2 separate regions of the Homo sapiens genome follow, and region 2 is linked to region 1. Evidence: chromatin contacts called from ENCODE Hi-C or POLR2A ChIA-PET data. All regions are on one chromosome and are shown on one strand. Each heading gives the region's core, a stretch centred on a gene start or an enhancer-like site at or near the end of the contact. The rest is flanking DNA. Distances are from core to core; before and after follow the strand shown. Region 1 holds the start of STMN1 (stathmin 1). Region 2 overlaps SLC9A1 (solute carrier family 9 member A1).

Region 1 (3,325 bases), core at 399-2,898:
TTCTTTGCCTTTCTATATGTCATCAACCCAAAAAAATCTCACATCACATCTACATACATCGTCAGAAAAATACGTGGAATAAAGACGTCTAAATTAACCACGAAAAAAATTATCAAAATCTACTAAATAAACATTGGGAAATATGACCTGAATATGATATTGGTTCCAGAAAATCAAGTTAACTGAGCTTTCTCGGTCATAAAACTCTTGGATTTTTAAAATCAGACAAAGTCACAAGGGTGAAGAATTTTTCCCCCATAAACTCTTTAACATTTCACCGAAACTGTAAGAAGATATTCCAGATTCAACTCAACAGTGCCCCCGGAGCCATCTTAATACTGCCTACAACTCATTGTGCAAATGAAATACCCACCCCTGCTTTGTCTGTGTCTGACGTGGTGGATAAGAAAACGCCCAAGCTAATAGTAACCAATAATGTTGAACTCCTATTGTCCCTCAGGTTTAAGCTTCCTTGCCCAACAGCAAGCAAAATGTTTATGAACCTCTAGATTTTGACTTATATTTGCTGCCGTTATGTCATGAAAAATGCTGTATCTCTTGTTGATCTTTTTAACATTATGACTTTTGTAGACGCCAGCTAGTACCAAAAACGTAGGATGACAGGTTCCCAAAAGCTAGGAATTAAAATCAGAGGCAGCGACAAGATTTAAGAAAAGCAGAGAATTAGACGCAGCACCGGACCCAGGATGGGCGTGGCCCTGGTCCGGGCGAGGAAAAGAGGACCGGTCGCCCCCGGCCAATCAGAGCACGCCTTGCGCTCCGGCCCCTGGCCCCGCCCCCTTCCTCCCCGCGCCTTTTCGAATCTCCCCGAACTCAACACCCCGGAGCCCGCGCGCGTGGGAAGGGGAGGGGTGGGCGGGGCTAACGGTCCAATCCGGGTAACTCCGCCCCTGCCTGACTCCCCCTGCGCGGACGCCCCCCCCAACTCCCGCCAAAAACACCTCCAGGCCGCCGCCACCACCCCCTTCACAGTTCAGCGGGTGGGGCAGGCCCCGGGAACAGGCCCCCGGGTGGTCCCGCGGTGAGCTCGCCACCGCCTCCCGCCGTCCCCATGCCCAACCTGCCGCCACCCACGCTGTCCGCGCGTCCGGCCGCGAAGACAGAAGAACCCTCGTGGGGCCCGGGAGCGCCGCCCCTCAATCACCAGCTGCGGTCGCCAGGGGACGGTCGCAGGGAGGGTCGCGGCCCTGGCTGCCCGCAGTTTGGTCCTAAAGCCGCTGGTCCCTGGGGCACCGCCCCGTCCCTTCAGACAATGGGGAACCCGGCGGGGCCCGCAGGGAAGGGAGGGAGGGAGGGAGGTAAACGAGGGCCCACGCCCCCTATTGTCTCCTCGACGGCACCCCGGAGCGGACGCCCGGTGATCGCCCAGCCCCCTGCCCACGAACAGCCGCGCCCCCGGAGAGCGGGGACAAAGGCGAGGCTCCGCCCGAGCCACACACAAAGCGGAGCGACCCCCGCCCACCAACCCCTCCGAGGCCCGCAGCCCCGCCCGCCGCCCTGCAGCAGGGGGTCGCTGCCACGGCCCAGCCCCTCCCGCCGACCGCGTCCCTCTTGCTGGCCTCAGCCAGCCGCCGCCTCCTCCGAGCCCCGCACCCACCTGCTCAGTCCGAGCCGCCTGACCACACTCTGAGCACCAACAGACCCGGGCGCGCACAAAAGCGCCAAACAGAGGCACGTGACCTCCGCGCGGGGCTCCGCATTGGCCGAGAGCGGCGGCACGTGCCGCCCCCGCCCCCCACAACCCGCGTGGAGCGCCGCCCCCCGGGACCCCGAAGCACCTCGGGAAGTGTAGTCCTGTCCCGGAGGGCAGGAGGACAATGCCGGGGGTTGCAGGGCGCCTGGGGAGCATCCCCAGGTGTGGGCCTGGGACTAGGGGGGTGGTCTCGCCGTGGAAGAGGGCGTGGCAGTGGACCCCGGACTAGGTCCGAACCAGCTCCCCATTCTCGAGAACAAGGGCAGGGCGGAGCAGGCGGAGGGCGGGGGGGTCCTTCCCTACCTTTCCAAACTTTGGCCGCCTGGACTCCACCTTGTAGAGCCACATGCCCGCCTCGCCCCAAGGGCAGCACTCGGACAGAGCAGTGCCCCTTCTAGTGCGCCACCCACATGGGTGCCTAAGACGCCCGAGCCCCTGTGACAGCACAATGCCACTCCACGCCCCTGCAGGGCCCCCTGCCCCCGGCACCCTACACCGACACCGGCGTGTCACCCATATTGTGACATCATCGTAATTTCTAATCCACTCAGCCCACAGGTCGCGGGCGTGGCCCTTCCCTCACTGTGTGCGTTCTTGCCAGCATCCTCAGGTTCCCGAGCCGGTGACCAGGGACCTGTGCGGGAAAGCGTGGGGCTCTGGAATTTGATCGCCTTTGGTCTAACAAAGCCACTCAGCTTAAATGCAGACTCCATCTGTTCTTCCAAGCCTTCTGCGGATGATAGGGGAGGAAGAGCAATAGCCGTTCTAGACTACACAGATTGCAGTTAAGTGTTGCTTTTGTTCTCAGAGCACGTGCTCCCCAGAGCAGCACTGGGTTCTTTTTAAAAATCGAAAAAGGAGCCACAAGGTCACTGTTCTCCCTGACCTGGATAGCTCAGAACCTCAGCAAAGGCACAAAGGAAATTGGTCTGACCGTGCCTTAGAATAACTGGCCCTTTCTCTCACAAAAAGGGGAAAAAAATAAATGAAATGAACATGGTCCCCGCCTCCTCCCATTCTCTGACCAAGACCGTGTCCTCGGTTGGTGGTCAATACACCAAGACACCTGCTTTGAGATCTTGACTAAGCAGAAGAGATATCTTTATTTTATTAATGAGCTGCATCTCCCCAAATCAAGAAACAAATGTGACCAACCTTCCTGAAACAACAGTCCTAATTTAGAAAGACTCTCATGCCTAGTTAGTCACCAGGGATGTGCCAGAGATAAAATACAACTAAGGGGTGCCCAAGACAATAAAAACTGGATCATACAAGCAGCAGCACACTACACAAAGCAAACAATTAGCAATGCGCTGTTGCCTGAAATATGCTTGTTGCGGCATTTTTTCCAACAATCGCCCTTGTGTGGGGTCGGCCTCCCCCCCAAGCCAATCGAAGTGGTTTTCACTTAGCCTGTGAGCAGGACCAGGAATAATTCAGATACTGAGCCTTGAAAGGCTTCTTCTCAGACCAAACTTAGCTTCAAAATGGCTAGGTGCTTCCGTCTGTCATTTTTCTGAACAGAATCTCAGACATCATTAGAAAAGTTGGAGAAGGATGGGCATGAGACCCCTCAGGAAAGCGACAGATAGGCAGGCAACACAAATGAGC
Region 2 (3,325 bases), core at 585-3,084, 1.2 Mb after region 1:
CTTGCAAGGAGAGAAGCAGGAGCTATTTGGCACCCTAGTAATGGGAAATGGAGCTCCACTGACAGCAGCTCCCCAGACTGGGTCTAGCCTGCAGGCCTCTGCTCAAAACCCATGTGCAATGCCTCAGGAGACACAGTGCAGCCCTCCAGCACATGCCACTGTGGGAAGGGAGAATTACTACGAAGCCCTGTGCCTTCTCATTTAGCCTCAGCAATGCCATGAGGTAGACACTACTGTTTCAATTTTCCAGTAGAGAAATTGAGGCTCAGAGCTTAATGAACTAGCTCAAATGACACACAGCCAGGAAACAACCAAACTGGTATTTGATCCCAGAAGCCAAGCTCTGCCCTCAAGCCGGGCCTGGTTAACTGCTTCCTGCTGGCACTCTGGTCCTCAGGGCACAGGTTCTAGAGCCCACTGGTGATAAGCTGAGCACAAAGGGCCAAGGGCTCCAGGCAGGCTGAGAGGTTGCCTGCCTGCCTACTTGTCTGCCAACCAGTTCACCCCATAGAAGTGCCCCATGCCCAGGAAGGAGATAAGGAAGCCTTTGTCAGTGCCCACTTCCGCCTGGCCTGTGCTGGCTGCTGAGACTGGGCAGGGCCCATCGTGTGATCCCACACATGGCACTGGCACAAGGTGTACATGCCTCCCTCCAGCAGGGCAGGGGAGATGCCTGGGGCAGCCAGAACTGGGGAAGCAGCCACCACTGGGCAGGACAAGGAGGGTCAAGAATTCAGGCAAGAGCCGTGGTTCTTTTTTCTTTTTTGCCACCCACCCCCAGACCATGGTTCTAACGAGCCCTGTCACGCAGCGTCCAGTTGAAATGGGGATGTTAATAATAATGATAGTGGCTGGGTGTGGTGGCTCACGCCTGTACTCTCAGCACTTTGGGAGGCTTAGGGGGAGTGGATCACTTGAGGTCAAGAGTTCAAGACCAGCCTGGCCAACATGGTGAAACCCCGTCTCTACTAAAAATACAAAAAAAAAAAAAAAAAAAAAAAAAAGAGGCAGGGCACGGTGGCTGATGCCTGTAATCCGAGTACTTTGGGAGGCCAAGGTGGGTGGATCACAAGGTCAAGAGATCAAGACCATCCTGGTCAACATGGTGAAGCCCTGTCTCTTCTCAAAACACAAAAATTAGCTGGGCGTGGTGGCGCGCGCCTGTAGTCCCAGCTACTCAGAAGGCTGGGGCAGGAGAATTGCTTGAACCCAGGAGGTGGAGTTGCAGTGATCTGAGATCGCACCACTGCACTCCAGCCTGGCAACAGAATGAGACTCTGTCTCAAAAAAAAAAAAAAAAAATTATCCAGGCATGGTGGCACACCCCTATAATCCCATAATCTCAGCTACATGGGAGGCTGAGGCAGGAGAACTGCTTGAACCCAGGAGGCAGAGGTTGCAGTGAGCATAGACGGCACCACTGCATTCTAGCCTGGGCAATAGAGGGAGAATCCGTCTCAAAAAGAAGAAGAAGAAGAAAAAAAAAATATATATATATATATATATATATATATATAAAATTATGGCTACACTTATTGAAGGCTTCTTAATCCTCACAACTATTCAAAGAGGTAGGTGCTATCACACCAATATCACAGATGAGGAAACTGAGGCTCAGAGAGGCTAGGTTACAGGGCCAAGCAGGACTCAAGCCCAGAAACTGACTCTAGAGCAGACAGGTACTCATGCTCAACTACTTCCTCATACGAGCCACAGAGAAAATGATCTGGATGAGTATTTTCTCAATTCTCCAAAAGGAGGACATAACCACAGTTCTCCCAGAATGTTCAAAGGAGCAGGCTGGGGGCCTCAGTATAATGGTGACTGTTGTCATCAATGGAGAGGAAAGAACACTGTCCCTGAGCACCAGTCCCCATACTACCCTCTTTCAGGAAGTGACACTCTGGGTCTCGGGTTTGCTCGGCCATATAATGAGGGGAATGGACTATGTGACCTCAAATGGCTCTTTTGCCCTGACTCCCTAGGATTCAAGGTCACCCGGTTCCACTGCTTTCTTGTGTGTGTGATCCTGGGTAAGTTAGTTACTCTCTCTGGACATCAGGGTCTTTATTTTTAAAATGAAGATGCCTCTCCCCTCCTCACAGGGTCAGGTGAGGACCACTCAAAATGATGAAGGCAGAGAGCCTAGCATAGGACCAGACAAAGCAAGTACTGAAACATGAGGTGGGGGTGCCTCCTACAATTAGAGCAGGACTTTTTCTCATCACTGTTCACTGCCACTGGAATGAGTGTCACTCCATGACCTCATCCTGAAAGCAGATACCAGGGCTGGCAGTCCCTCCCCAACTCCCACCCTAGGCCAACAGGGCACTTTCGGACAGCCCCGCCTGGCTCCCTGATTATCATTGCCACAGTGCTTGCTTAATGAGCTGTGGCTCCAGGGAAGGGCGGACGCTGGAGCACCAGGAGCCATTTCCACTGCCTGGTACCTGGTACTGCACTGTGACGTGGTAGCTAAACACCCGGGAGAGTGGGACCCACCTGGCCCCGTACCATGGAAATCTTATCATGCCAAATGCTTCCTGGGAGGGAGCAGGGTGGGTGAGGCAAAGGCCTAGCCCAAGCCCGTCAGGGTTTTGTTTCCTGATTCTTTTTTTTTTTTTGAGACGGAGTCTCACTCTCTTGCCCAGGCTGGAGTGCAGTGGTGTGATCTCAGCTCACTGCAACCTCCGTCTCCTGGGTTCAAGCGATTCTTGTGCCCCAGCCTCCCCAGCAGCTGGGATTACAGGCATGCACCACCACGCCCGGCTAATTTCTGTATTTTTTAGTAGAGATGTGGTTTCATCATGTTGGCCAGGCTGGTCTCAAACTCCTGACCTCAAGCGACCCACCTGTGCTTGGCCTCCCAAAGTGCTGTGATTACAGGCATGAGCCATCACACCTGGCCCATTTCCTGATTCTTGACGTCAACCTAGGTTGTAATCTCATAAGTATGGGGGCCCCCTCTTTATTTTCCTGAAGCTGAGGAGACCCAAACACTGAGCTAGAAGAAGTGTAAGAGACTACTCAAAGCCAGGACTTCATCTGACTAAGAGGTGAGGGAGTGGGGTCCTGGCTTGACTTCTTGGGGATGGGAGTGAGCCTGGTGGGAGCAGGGAACTGAGGCCCAGGTTTAGAGGTAGTTAGGACGGGAAGGGTGCTATGTGCCCTATTGGGTCAGCATCTCCCGCCCCATCCAAATGGCCACTCCACTGCCTTCTTAGACCAGAGGATGTTGGGCATACTTCACTGCCTGGAAGTCCCTCAGCTAGGGAAGGGGAGAGAAGAACTGGAGCCCTGGTAATTTTTTTTTTTTTTTTTGGGA

What was found. A loop is a pair of places that touch in the nucleus more often than their neighbours do. ChIA-PET counts read pairs that join two places held with the same protein, here RNA polymerase II (POLR2A). Pooled maps may share reads with other maps.
Region 2: a loop to region 1 is called in a pooled map, with 1.8 times the contacts of the local background. The contact joins the enhancer-like site here to the promoter of STMN1 in region 1. A Hi-C loop is called at or near these places in 1 of 50 pooled maps. POLR2A ChIA-PET finds 5 or more read pairs at or near these places in 3 of 52 experiments (HCT116, K562 and activated CD4-positive, alpha-beta T cell).

The regions. Positions count from the first base shown.
Region 1 is chr1:25,904,771-25,908,095 of GRCh38, forward strand. It overlaps STMN1 (stathmin 1), which reads right to left and starts at 1,649. Exons shown (of 5, transcript NM_005563.4): 1 at 1,619-1,649. It overlaps MIR3917 (microRNA 3917), which reads right to left and starts at 1,684; the gene lies at 1,592-1,684. It overlaps LOC105376885 (a long non-coding RNA gene), which reads left to right and starts at 1,780. Exons shown (of 2, transcript XR_947102.1): 1 at 1,780-1,876; 2 at 2,266-3,325. RefSeq lists silencers at 588-882, 662-1,081, 1,472-1,561, 1,582-1,891.
Region 2 is chr1:27,130,462-27,133,786 of GRCh38, forward strand. All of the region lies in intron 1 of SLC9A1 (solute carrier family 9 member A1), which reads right to left. Among named protein-coding and RNA genes, the nearest start is that of SLC9A1, 23 kb to the right of the region's middle. Within about 2 kb of position 1,835, at least 9 of the 41 ENCODE cell types and tissues checked have a DNase peak (open chromatin) inside an H3K27ac peak, as active enhancers do.